Regions from separate parts of the Homo sapiens genome. Here region 1 is linked to region 2. Evidence: chromatin contacts called from ENCODE Hi-C or POLR2A ChIA-PET data. All regions are on one chromosome and are shown on one strand. Each heading gives the region's core, a stretch centred on a gene start or an enhancer-like site at or near the end of the contact. The rest is flanking DNA. Distances are from core to core; before and after follow the strand shown.

Region 1 (6,380 bases), core at 3,643-6,142, 120 kb after region 2:
CTTGAAGCCAGGAGTTCAAGAGCAGCCTCGGTAACAGAGTGACATCCCGCCTCTACACAAAATAAAAAAAAATTAGTCAGGAGTGGTGGTGCACGTCTATAGTCCTTGCTACTCGGGAGGCTGAGGCAGGAAGATGCTTGAGTCCATGAGTTCAAGGCTGCAATGAGCTATCATCATGCCCCTACACTCCAGCGTGAGCTATGGGGCAAGACTGGTCTCAAACAAACAAACAAAAATCTAAAACAATAATGCCATCTTAAAAATAATGTATTAAAATCTATTTTTTTCTTTTTTATTTATTTATTTACTTATTTATTTTGAGACAGAGTCTTGCTCTGTCATCCAGGCTGGAGTGCAGTGGCGTGATCTCAGCTCACTGTGAGCTCCACCTCCCGGGTTCACGCCATTCTCCTGCCTCAGCCTCCCAAGTAGCTGGGACTATAGGTGCCCGCCACCACACCCGCCTAATTTTTTTGTATTTTTAGTAGAGACGGGGTTTCACTGTGGTAGCCAGGATGGTCTCGATCTCTTGACCTCATGATCCGTCTGCCTCGGCCGCCCAAAGTGCTGGGATTACAGGTGTGAGCCACCACGCCCAGCCTATTTATTTTTTTCAAGACAGGGTCTCACTCTGTTGCCCAGACTAGAGTGCAGTGGCATAATCATGGCTCACTGCAGCCTCGACCTCCCAGGTTCAAGTGATCCTCCTATCTCAAACCCCCAAGTAGCTAGGACCACAGGCATGCACCACCATGCCTAATTTTTTTAATTTTTTTTTTAGACAGACTCCTGCTCTGTCGCCCAGGCTTAGTGGTGTGATCTTGGCTCACGGTAACCTCCGCCTCAAGGGTTTCAAGTGATTCTTGTGCCTCAGCCTCCCAAGCAGCTGGGATTACAAGTGCGCGCCACCAAGCAGGTAGCTTTGTATTTTTAGTAGAGATGAGGTTTCTCCATGTTGGCCAGGCTGGTCTCGAACTCCTGGCCTCAAGTGATCTGCCCACCTTGGCCTCCCAAAGTGCTGGGATTACATTTGTGGGCCACCATGCCCGGTGCTAACTTTTTTTCTTTTCTTTTTTTTTTTTGAAATGGAGTTTCGCTCTTGTTGTCCAGGCTGGAATGCAATGGCGCAATCTTGGCTCACTGTAACCTTCACCTCTCGGGTTCAAGCAATTCTCCTGCCTCAGCCTTCCAAGCAGCTGGGATCACAGGCATGTGATCCCATGGCTAATTTTGTATTTTTAGCAGAGACGGGGTTTCACCACATTGGCCAGGCTTGAACTCCTGACCTCAGGTGATCCACCTGCCTCGGCCTCCCAAAGTGCTGGGATTACAGGACTGAGCCACTGCACCCGGCCACCCAGTGCTAATTTTTCAATTTTTTTGCAGAGAAAGGGGGTCTCACTATATTGCCCAGACTGGTCTCAAACTCATGGGCTGAAGCAATCCTCCTGCCTTGGCTTCCCAAAGTGCTACGATTACAGGCGTGAGCCACTGCACCTGGTTTTTAATAACAGATGTATTTTTATAATCAGAAAACAGTGAACGTCCTAAATGACTCAGAGATGTCATTCTAAGTAAGACTGATGTGAGCAGCAAAGCCGCAGGCTGGTGTGAGGTACCTGGTTGTTGACGACCACGTGCACGGTGCCATGAGTTGTGTAGGATGGCAGGTCGCTGAGGTGGAAGGTCTCGTACACAATGCCCTGGCCAGCAAATGCAGCATCCCCATGCAACAGGATGGACATGACCTGTAAACACCAAAGGAGACCCCAAATCCAGAATGTTCTGATTGCCAAGTCCACAAGGTAAACAGAGGAAATGCATCATTTGTTTTTCAAAAAATAACGTTTTGAGATAATTTCAAACATAGAAAGTAGCAGGAAAGTCCACAGGGCCCCAAATCCCCAACATGCTAGCACCTTGGTATATCTGCTCAACACCAACACACCCTGCCATCATCATCTGTTCTCAGCACTGAAAGAGCTGTAGACCTGATGCATTGCTAGGACACTCTCCAACATGACTACCCGGACCCTCTGTTCCGGGAGGGCAGCACTAGCTTAGCCATTGGCCCCAGACCCCACATGGGAGGGCAGCATCACTTGCCAGGTCTCTTTGGCTCCTCCAACCAGGAGCAGCTCCTCATCCTTCTTGTCTTTGCACCCTTGACAGACCTTGGGTCCCCACTTGGGAAGGACATACTGCATCAGGTCAGGTTAACTCTGCTCACCTGGGAGGCTGCTGTCTGCTATCCTCCCTTTCACTCACCATTGTTTTCCTTGGCAATGAGTATAGTGGTAGTATTTTGTGAGAAGAAACTTTACATCCTGTTCCTCCTCAAACCTCCACCCCAGCCTCAGCAGTATTGACAACTGCGTCTGAACCAGCCCCTTGGGTGGTTGATGGATGGCAAACACCAGTTTCGATTACTCCTAAATTTATTAGTTGGCATTCTCTGCAAGGAAGAGCTTTCCCTTCTCCCTTGTTTATTTACTCGTGTTAGTATGTACTCATGGTTCCTATTTTATTCGACAGGTTGCATTAATATTGTTAGTTATTTTAATGCTCACACTGTTCCAGGTTGATAGGGAGAGCAGCTCTGTCCAGCTGCCTCCCTTTCCTGTGAACAGGGACAGGTCTCTTTCATTCATGAGCACCTCCTTGCTTCCTGACCAACAGAACATTGTAGCTTCCATGTTGTACTGTCCCTGTCCAGCCCTGGACAATATCAGCTGTTTCTCTAAGAAGCCAGCTTCCTCCAGTAGAGGATGGGATTTAAGACCAGTATTTGTGTGCTCATCACTGCCAGGATATCATCATTTCTAGGCCCATTCCGCATACATCTAAAAAATACATGTGTGCATATGCAGGCGCACATATACATGGCTATTTCTGTGTGTGTGTGTGTGTGTGTGTGTGTGTGTGTGTATGCAATAAAACTATGAGTTTGTATTGATACCTCCAAATTTTAATCCAACACTTTCTAGGCCACCTCCTTCCACACCTATAAATATCTCCTACAACTGCAAGACACTCCATCCTCACTGCCTTTGATATGTTTACTCATTTGCTCAGTGTCCCCAATGCCACAATCATGTAAGCCCACCACCTCTACTCCTTGGATACACAGCCTATACCTCTTTAAAACCCTTGTATTAGTCAGAGCTCTCCAGAGAGACAGAACTGAGAGGGTGAAGAGGAAGAGGGAGAGAGAGAATGATTTTCTTTCTTTCTTTTCTTCTTTTTCTTTTTTTTTGAGGCAGGGTCTCACTCTTTCACCCAGGCTGGAGTGCAGTGGCACGATCTCAGCTCACTGCAACCTCTGCCTCCCAAGCTCAAGTGATTTTCCCACCTCAGTCACACAAGTAGCAGGGAATACAAGTACATGCCACCATGCCTGGCTAATTTTGGCATTTTTTTGTAGACACGAGGTTTCACCATGTTGGTCATGCTGGTCTCAAACTCCTGGGTTCAAGCACTCCTCTTGCCTCAGCCTCCCAAAGTGCTGGGATTACAGGCATGAGTCATCGTGCCTGGCCGAGAAAGATGGGTTTTTAAGGAATCAGGCTGGCAAGTGCAAAGTCTGCAGGGCGGGCTGGCAGGCTGGAGACCCACAGCAGAGCTGATGTTGCAGCTTAAGTGTGAAGGCTGTCTGGAGGCAGAATTCCTTCTTTTCTGGGAACCTCAGTTTTTTCTCGAAGGCCTTGAACTGACTGGATGAAACCCACTCACATTGTGCAAGGTCTTCTACTTTACTCAAAATCTACTGGTTTAAACGTTAATCTTATCTTTACAAAATGCCATCTAGATGGGTGTTTAGCAAAAAAAACCTGGACGCTGTGGCTAGCCAAGGTGATATACAACACACCCTCTCCTGCTGTGTCCTCAGCCTACGGGCCTACTGACCTGCACCTCCCTGAGTTCTTGTGATTACCCTGGTCCTCAGCGCTGTGCTGAGTCATCCTTGGTTAAGACCCATGATTTGTGTGTCAGGGACAAAACCTAGAATTTTTAAAAACAGAACTGCAGGTGTCCTGCCTTTTGGTGGATGTGGCAGGTGCTCACTAGGATAGCAGCATGTGGACGTAAGGATCTGGTTTGCTTACGGGGCCCCCTTGGAGGTGTGCAGCTTTGCTACGATGCCCAGGCTGCCTGAGTGTAAAAGCCATTGGTTTTGAGTCACTGACATTTCATGCTTTCCTGATCCCGATAGTGTGTTGTTTCTTCCCGCAGATACTTTTCTGTCCAGTCTGTCTTCTGCTGACAGGGCACCTGTAGTCAGTCTTCCTCTTGTCATGGTATTTGCTCTTGATCATCCTGGTGATGTTGTACTGCGACTACCATGCCATACTGCACTGTGGTAACTGTCTGCTGAAATCACAGCCAGGACACATGGGGAATCTCCTTGTGTCTGGCAGCCTGAGCCATACCTCTGGCAGGAGCGGGTTCTCCCTTTGCAGCAGGTTGCATTGCTGCACTGAGGAAATGCTTTCATGAACAAAGATCCCAAAGGCCATATTAGCACTGAGCCAAATCAGGTCTGTTTCACAATCATGCATGAGGTTATGGGATGACCTCAGCTGCACTTACAGAAAGTATGTAATTCTTCACGAAAAATGCTGAGAGTTACATAACACACACTCCAGCTCCCTGAGTTTCTGGATTTAATAGAAATCAAATCATGTCCTATGGGTGTCAAGAGGAGTAAGAAGAACAGGCAGATGGCTGAGCCTGCAATGACCCCACACTGACCCTGCTGGGGACATGTGAGGGCTTGAGGCAAGGTGACGAGGAGGCTCAGAAAGAGGGCCTGGCAGCTATCCACATTGGGGCAAGGGCAAACTTGTGACAACAAGGTTTGTGTAGACTGGAAAACAAAGGGACTGACAGTTCGGACTCAGCTGCATGCAGACTTATGAGCAAATCAGGGACTAACCAGCCTCTCCTGTCCTGGCATCTCATGAAGGGACCAATCAGTGTGACCATCTGTAGCAGTTTAAAATATACTCTATTGCTTTTACTCTAATGATTTCATTCCTTTTTGGGAAATTTCCAGCATTATGAGGTGAGTACTGCTAGAGTGGATTTCTGTCCACAATCTATGAATGTGGGAATCACCCAAAGTTTTCGGTAATCTCATTCCACTACTCAGCCCAAATGCCTGGGCGAGTGTCCTAGCCAAGGAGGGTGCAAATACCAGAGGCACTGGTCATCACAATGCTGATCTCCCCATGCCGATCTCACCTTAGCCCAGGCCATCCCAGACACCCAGTGTTGTTACTGCCTGCGGGGGCTGCAGGTTCCCCAGAGCTAAGGCCTCTTTGCATCTAGTTGAAGTTTCTGTGGCACTGTCCTGGCCCATGAGCTTGAAGCCATGGAATGACCTCTGCGTCCCTGTGGGTCATACTCGTTCTTTACAGTGAGCATTGATCGATGCGGGAATCACTTCCCCAGCCCAGGCTCCATTACCTATGATGACAGTTTCCCTTCCTCTAACACTGTAAGCATGACAGTAGTAGATTTACAGTATTTAAAATTATAGAGCCTGGTAAAGTAATAATTGGTTCCACTTCTTTTTTTTTTTTTTTTCCTTTGAGAAGGAGTCTCCCTCTGTCACCCAGGCTGGAGTGCAGTGGCGTGATCTCAGCTCACTGCAACCTCCGCCTCCCAGGTTCAAGCAATTCTCCTGCCTCAGCCTCCTGAGTAGCTGAGACTACAGGCGTGTGCCACCATGCCCGGCTAATTTTTTTTTTGTATTTTTAGTAGAGATGGGGTTTCACTGTGTTAGCCAGGATGGTCTCGAACTCCTGACCTCAGGTGATCCACCCGCCTCAGCCTCCCAAAGTGCTGGGATTACAGGCGTGAGCCACCGCACCTGGCCAATTGGTTCCACTTCTAACATAGACCTGACTTCTTTCCAGGGCACAACTAGGAGGCCGGCCCCTCCCTGCTCTGTGTCCCCAATTCCCCCTACATCTTTGCTCTTACCTTTCATCTCCAGAAAACATTCTTCCCTTCCCACCTCCCTAAATCCTGCCACTTCTCAAATAAAATGACAACTACCTGCTCTGCTACTAAGGGGTGTGCCTTCTATCCTTGGTCCAACTCTAGCCCACACCCCTGCACACCTCTTCCAAAGCTCTTCACGGCTAACTCCAGTTTCCTATCATGCCGTGTATGTGCTATTTGCTTCTTTACACACGACCTTTTTTCTAAAAAGAACAGGAGGCTCTGGAGAGAAAAGTGGTGATGCCTTCTTTATATGTTTCCCAGAACCCATACATAAGACATTACAAATATTTGATTTTTTTTCTGATTATTTGGTTTTTAGGTCATCATTAATAGGAAATATAAAATTTGTCAGACAAGATTCTATCTTG
Region 2 (6,595 bases), core at 764-3,263:
TTTCTTGAATGTATAATACGTTATGGCTAGAGAGGTAGCTTAAATACCATAAACATTTACAAGCCCTTTCATAAAAACAGCTTGTTTAAAAGTAGCATTTTATAAGCTATTTCACAGATGTGACTGAATTAACTACTAGTATCCGTGTGCACTTCTCTTATAGCAATGTACTTTTTTTTTTTTGAGACAAGAGTCTCACTGTCACCAGGCTGGAGTGCAGTGGCACGATCTCGGCTCACTGCAGCCTCCGCCTCCGGGGTTCAAGCGATTCTCCTGCCTCAGCCTCTAGAGTAGCTGAGATTACAGGCAAGCGCCACCACGCCCAGCTAATTTTTGTATTTTTAATAGAGGTGGGGTTTCACCATGTTGGCCAGGACGGTCTCAATCTCCTGACTTCGTGATCCGCCCGCCTGGCCAACGTACTTATTTTTTAGTTTTTAGGTATTTGTACCTAGAATGTATGGTCTTTCTAAAACATCAGCTTTTCTCAGAGCTTTATAGTCGGTACGTTTAAGTTCCTATGGCTTCCCTTTCAGACTTTCGCTAAAGCCAAAGCCCTCATTGGCAGTTACCCCTCCATTCTCATCAAGACCTGCAAGTCCTTTCTCATTTCCCTGAAGCTCTTTGGGTAACCTGATGCCCAACATTAGGTCAGGCCAAGTTTCCACGAAAGCCCTTGTCACTTACCAGCTTTGACTACACTCATAGGTGGGGTGGGGTGTGGATTAACATGCAGTGTTTCAGTGCCTATGTGCCAGGCACTATGGACAGGGTAGGCAACAAGGAAATCGCTCTGTCCTCACGAAGACTGCATGAGGATCAATCTATTTTCGGAATAAGATCCCAAACTAGCCATTGGTGGCCTTTTGAGATGTGATTTAAAGGAATAAAACCACTAACATCCTATTTCGCTACTCCCTAAGGTCTATCCATGTTAACTGGAACGGAATCGTACTCAATATTTAACTTTGAAGACACGCGCCAAGTTTAGATACTATGCTATAATTACAACTGATCTTTAAGAACTCATTTAACGCTCTCAAAACTAATTAGGTAATCACTGGTAATCCACCTTGGTCGGAAGAGGCCTGCCTTGTGGCCAGTCGCAACTTGCTTGCTAGGCAGAGGGACAATCGGGAGGGGCTCAAGAGCGCCTCCCCCGCCAGCGCCGTCACTGCAGTGGAAGGCGGTCCTTGGGCACCAGCAAAGGCAAGGCCCATTTTCACATTTCCGCTTGGGGGTGGGGGACACGGAGGGACGTTTGGGGCACATGTATAAATATTCCTACTTTATCCAAATGGAAGATATTTCAAGTGGCAACCCGTCACATCCCAGCAAGTCTCCTTTTATAACATGGCCTCCCGGGATCTACAGGACCGAGCATGGACGGGCTCACACCGCGCCTCGATCCTTGAGAAAAACCCTCAAGCAAACAGCTTCCCAGCTCAGGATGTAAAGCACCCATGCCTGCCAGGGGACAGCTTCCCAGGAAGGCGGTCGCAAGCCCCCGCGAGCGTGCTTCTGGCTCCGGTCTGCGGCGCCCAGGCCAAGCTAGGGCGGAGCCCAACGACTCTCAAGGCGCGGACCTGAGCGCGGCCGCCGAGCACGTGCGTCGGACAGGACAGGGCGCGGCCACATGAGGCGGGCGGGCGGACGCGGGCCCCCTCCCCCAACGGCCTCGCAGCCGCCCCGCCTGCCTTTGTCCGCCGCCGTCCCGGCCTCCTCCCCGCGACTCGCGGACCTCCCAAAATGGCCCCTCGTCAGGAAATGGCGCCGCAGCCCGCCCGCGCTCGCCCCTCAAGCAGGGTCGCCCCGCGCCCGGGCCTTTGGGGCGCTACCACCCACCCCGACCCCGGCCCACTTTCTGGGCCCCATTCCCGCACGCCGCCGCCCGCCCGACCTCAAAGGAGACGCGGCCCAAGGGCTCGCCGTCGACGGCAATGTCGAAGAACACGGTGGGGTTGACCATGGCTAATAGTACACGGTTTTCCTCGGCGGTGGCGTCTGCAAAACGGCACGAGCCTGGCCTCCCGCCCCTTTTATACCACGTTCGGCCCCGCCCGCAACCCGGTCTCGCGCCTCCGTCCCGGCCAATCGGGTCTGCGACTTCGCCAGAGTGACAGTGCATCTGGCCTATAGACGGAAGCCGGCGCTGATGGGGACGACACATGAGGCGCGCGTGCGCGCTAACGCGCGGAGGCAGGTTCCCGCCTGCGGGCTCCGTCGCGGTGGCTGCGGCATGGGACTCGGGGCGGGGCGGCAGTACGGGACGCGGGGCACGGGGGAGGGTCAGTGCGGAACGGGGGTGGGCAGCATGGCGCGCGCACGCGGGAGACGGAAGCGCGGCGGCTCTTCGGCCGTTGTCAAGCGATGAGGCGCGTCTCCCCATTGCACAGAGGGGGCAACTGAGGCGAACGCAGGCCTCAAGGTCGCGCCGCCAGTCAAGGTCGACTGGGGTCCCGCGCCCGGACCCTACGCCTCCGCGAGCGGAAATGGGGATGGCGCGTCCCCGAGACCTAGGAGCAGCCTTGCGTCCGCATTCCGCGCGGGCAAACACCACGTCGCGTCCTACCAGGCAATGTCAGGAAGGAGGTTGCCTTTGAGCATCGCTGTTTTCTCTAACGAGGTGGGACAGGAGCAGTCTCCGGTTTTGAGAGATTATGAAATGCTTTCAAAATGCTCTACTTTCCGAAAATATCTTACACTCTGCTTGAATCTTCTTCAGGAGGAAGCCATTAAAACAGGAGCCTGGCCAGGCTCTTACCTGTGAAGATGCATTATGCACATTTTGCCCTCTTACTCTTTTTGAATCTCTGCTCCTGGTCTTTCCCTGCCCCCGCCCCGCCCAGCTCCTACCGCCCCCGCCTCGGGGCTGAATTGTGCTTTGATTTTTGGGTGAAAGATAAGTCACAATTTAAAAGCGAATTTCTTCAGGCAAAGACATTAATAATACTTTAATTAAAATGCACTTGTAGGCCAGGCGCGGTGGCTCATACCTGGCGCTTTAGGAGGCGCGGAGGCCAAGGCCGGGGAGGATCGCTTCATCTTAGGAGTTCGACACCGGCCACCAGCCTGGGCATCTTAGAGAGACGCCGTCTCTACAAAAAAATAAATAAAAATAAAAATTAGCTGGGCGTCGAGGCGCTCGCTACTCAGGAGGCTGGGCGGGGAGGATTGCTTGAGCCCGGAGGTCGAGGCTGTAGTGGGCGGTGATCGCATCACTGCATTCCAGCCGGGACGACAGAGTGTGACCCTCTCTCAAAAAATAGGCCGGGTGCGGTGGATCACGCCTGTAATTCCAGCACTTTGGGAGGCCGAGGCGGGAGGATCACCTGAGGTCAGGAGTTCAAGACCAGCCTGGACAACATGGTGAAACCCCATCTCTACGAAAAATACAAAATTAGCTGGGCATGGTGGTGCGCACCTGTAGTCCCAGCTACCCCCTCGGGAGGCTGAGGCAGGAGAATCGCTGGAACCCAGGAGGTGGAGGTTGCAGCGAGCAGAGATGGCGCCACTGCACTCCAGCCTGAGAGACAGAGACTCCGTCTCAAATAAATAAACAAAAATATAAAATAAAATGCACTTATGTGACTGGTGTTTTGTTAAGAAAACCTTACAAGGGAATTCATATATCCTGGGCTGTCACTTAAGTTGCAATATTAAGGATATTATTTAATGTTTCTTTTTGTTTTTTTGAGACAAGGTCTCACTCTCACCTAGGCTGGAAGTGCAGTGGTGTGTTATCGGCTCACTGCAACCTCCCCTTCCCGTGCTCGAGCAAGCGTCCCACCTTAGCCTCCCAAGTAGCTGGGACTACAGGCATGCACCCACACCCAGCTCATTTTGTGTGTGTGTGTTTTGTAAAGATGGGGTTTCGCCACATCGCCCAGGCTGGTCTCAAACTCCTGGACTCAAGCGATCCACCCGCCTCAGCCTCCCAAAAGTGCTGGGATTATAGGCGTGAGCTGCTGCACCTGGACGTTGTTTAATGTTTCTAAAACTCAGTTTCTTCATCTGCACAACCAGGATAGGGTTGTGGTGAGACAAAAATGATAATTCATCTGATAGATGAAGTACAGTTTCTGGCCTCTTGCCATTGTTAATAACCATGAGCCAACGTGTTAGGAATTTATTTATTTGAGATAGGGTCTCACTCTGTTGGTTAGTCTGGAGTGCAGTGGTGCAATCCTAGCTCACTGTAACCTCGAACTCTTGGACTGAAGCATTCCTCCCTCCTCAACCTCCCAAATGTCTGGGACTAAAGGCACAAGCCACTGTGCCAGCTAATTTAAATTTTTTTAACAGAAACTGGTTCTGGCTGTGTTATCAGGGCTGGTCTCAAACTCCAGGGCTTAAAGGATTCTCCCACCTTGGCCTCCCAAAGTTCTAGCATTACAGGTGAACCGCCATGCTCAGCCTGTGTTGGAAATTTAGACTATGTTGTTTTGTTCTCATCACCATCCCATTATCCCCATTTTACAGATGCGTAAAGTAAAGCTCTGGCTTCTTGTTCAGAGTAATCGCTTATGAGTGTTAGCAAAGCCAAACTGGAAACTGCTTTTTTCCCCCCCACTCCACATCACTTCTTGCTTTGTGATCTTAAGAAAGCCACTTGTCCTCATCTGACACTGAAAAAAAATGCCCAAGGCCTTCAGGCATAAATTCTTACCATTTCTCTCTCCATCCTAAAACGTAGAGCAGTTAGGAACTCCTCCAAAGAAGTAAATGAATGAGGCCGGGTGAGGTGGCTCATGCCTGTAATCCTAGCACTTTGGGAGGCAGAGGCGGGTGGATAATTTGAGGTCAGGAGTTCAAGACCAGCTTGGACAACATAGTGAAACCCTATCTCTACTAAAAATACAAAAATTAACTGGGCAGGGCTGGGCATGGTGGCTCACACTGTAATTGCAGCACTTCGGGAGGCCGAGGTAAGTGGGTCACTTGAGGCCAGGAGTTCAAGACTAGCCTGGCCAACACAGGGAAAACCCATCTCTACTAAAAAGTACAAAAATTAGGGCTGGGCACAGTGGCTCACGCCTGTAATCCCAGCACTTTGGGAGACTGAGGTGAGTGGATCATGAGGTCAGGAGTTCAAGACCAGCCTGACAAATATGGTGAAACCCCGTCTCTACTAAAAATACAAAAGTTAGCCGGGCATGGTGGTGCGCATCTGTAATCCCAGCTACTCAGGAAGCTGAGGCAGGAGAATCACTTAAGCTTGGGAGACGGAGGTTGCAGTGAGCTGAGATCACACCACTGCACTCCAGTCTGGGGGATGGGGTGAGATTCCATCTCAAAAAAAAAAAAGTAAATGAATGCATGAATGAATAATAAATAGGCTGGGCGTGGTGGCTCACGCCTGTAATGCCAGTGCTTTGGGAGGCCAAGGCAGGAGGATCGGTTGAGCCCAGGAGTTCAACACCAGCCTGGGCAACAGAGGGAAACCCTGCTTCTACAAAAAAATATGTATTTTCTTTTATTTTTTATTTTTATTTGTTTGAGACAGAGTTTCGCTCTTGACGGAGTGCAATGGCTTGATCTCGGCTCACTGCAACCTCCGCCTCCTGGGTTCAAGCAATTCTCCTGCCTCAGCCTTACAAGTAGCTGGGATTACAGGCATGCGCCATCACTCCCGGCTAATTTTGTATTTTTAGTAGAGATGGGGTTTCTCGTGTTGGTCAGGCTGGTCTTAAGCTCCCAACCTCAGGTGATCCACCCACTTCGGCCTCCCAAAGTGCTGGGATTACAGGTGTGAGCCACCATGCCCGGCCTATTTTATTTTTATTTATTTATTTATTTATTTATTTATTTATTTTTTGAGACAGAGTGAGTTTTACTCTTGAAGCCCAGGCTGGAGGTCAATGAATGGCGTGATCTTGGCTCACTGCAACCTCCACGTCCTGGCTTCAAGCAATTCTCCTGCCTCAGCCTCCCAAGTAGCTGGGATTACAGGCATGCACCACCATGCCCAGCTAATTTTATATTTTTAGTAGAGATGGGATTCATCATGTTGGTCAGGCTGGTCTCGAACTCCTGACCTCAGGTGATCCGCCTGCCTCAGCCTCCCAAAGTGCTGGGATTACAGGCATGAACCACTGTGCCCGGTCAAAACATTTTTAAAAATAAAAATTAGCCAAGCACGGTGGTGCATACCTATAGTCCCAGCTACTCGGGAGGCTGAGATGGGAGGATCACTTGAGCCCAGGAGGTTGAGGCTGCAGTGAGCCATGATGGTGCCACTACACTCCAGCCTGGGTAACAGAGCAAGACCCTGTCTCAAAAATAAAAATAAAAATAAAAATAAATACATCCGGCTGGGTACAGTGGCTCATACCTGTAATCCCAGAACTTTGGGAGGCCGAGGCAGGTGGATCACTTGAGGTCAGGAGTTCAAGACCAGCCTGGCCAACATGGCGAAACCCCGTCTCTACTAAAAATACAAATATTAGCCTGGTATGGTGGTGGGCTCCTGTAGTCCCAGCTGCTCAGGAGGCTAAGGCAGGGGAATCGCTTGAACCTGGGAGGTGGAGGTTGTAGTGAGCCAAGATCGAGCCACTGCACTCCAGCGTGGGTGACAGACTGAGACTTCGTCTCA

The links. A loop is a pair of places that touch in the nucleus more often than their neighbours do. ChIA-PET counts read pairs that join two places held with the same protein, here RNA polymerase II (POLR2A). Pooled maps may share reads with other maps.
Region 1: a loop to region 2 is called in a map of mammary epithelial cell, with 2.5 times the contacts of the local background. The contact joins the enhancer-like site here to the promoter of PPIA in region 2. A Hi-C loop is called at or near these places in 2 of 168 maps with a recorded cell type or tissue (PC-9 and mammary epithelial cell) and 1 of 50 pooled maps. POLR2A ChIA-PET finds 5 or more read pairs at or near these places in 11 of 52 experiments (B cell, BJ, CD4-positive, alpha-beta T cell and 7 more).

What each region holds. Positions count from the first base shown.
Region 1 is chr7:44,677,088-44,683,467 of GRCh38, reverse strand. OGDH (oxoglutarate dehydrogenase) reads right to left here. Exons shown (of 23, transcript NM_002541.4): 10 at 1,620-1,748. Among named protein-coding and RNA genes, the nearest start is that of ZMIZ2, 69 kb to the left of the region's middle. RefSeq lists a silencer at 5,109-5,322. Within about 2 kb of position 4,892, at least 12 of the 41 ENCODE cell types and tissues checked have a DNase peak (open chromatin) inside an H3K27ac peak, as active enhancers do; they include mammary epithelial cell, where a contact is called at or near this core.
Region 2 is chr7:44,792,099-44,798,693 of GRCh38, reverse strand. PPIA (peptidylprolyl isomerase A) reads right to left here and starts at 2,013. Exons shown (of 5, transcript NM_021130.5): 1 at 1,901-2,013. The coding sequence starts at 1,969. It overlaps LOC105375259 (a long non-coding RNA gene), which reads left to right and starts at 2,164. Exons shown (of 2, transcript XR_007060300.1): 1 at 2,164-2,626; 2 at 3,270-3,578. RefSeq lists silencers at 1,543-1,892, 1,913-2,182, 2,273-2,472.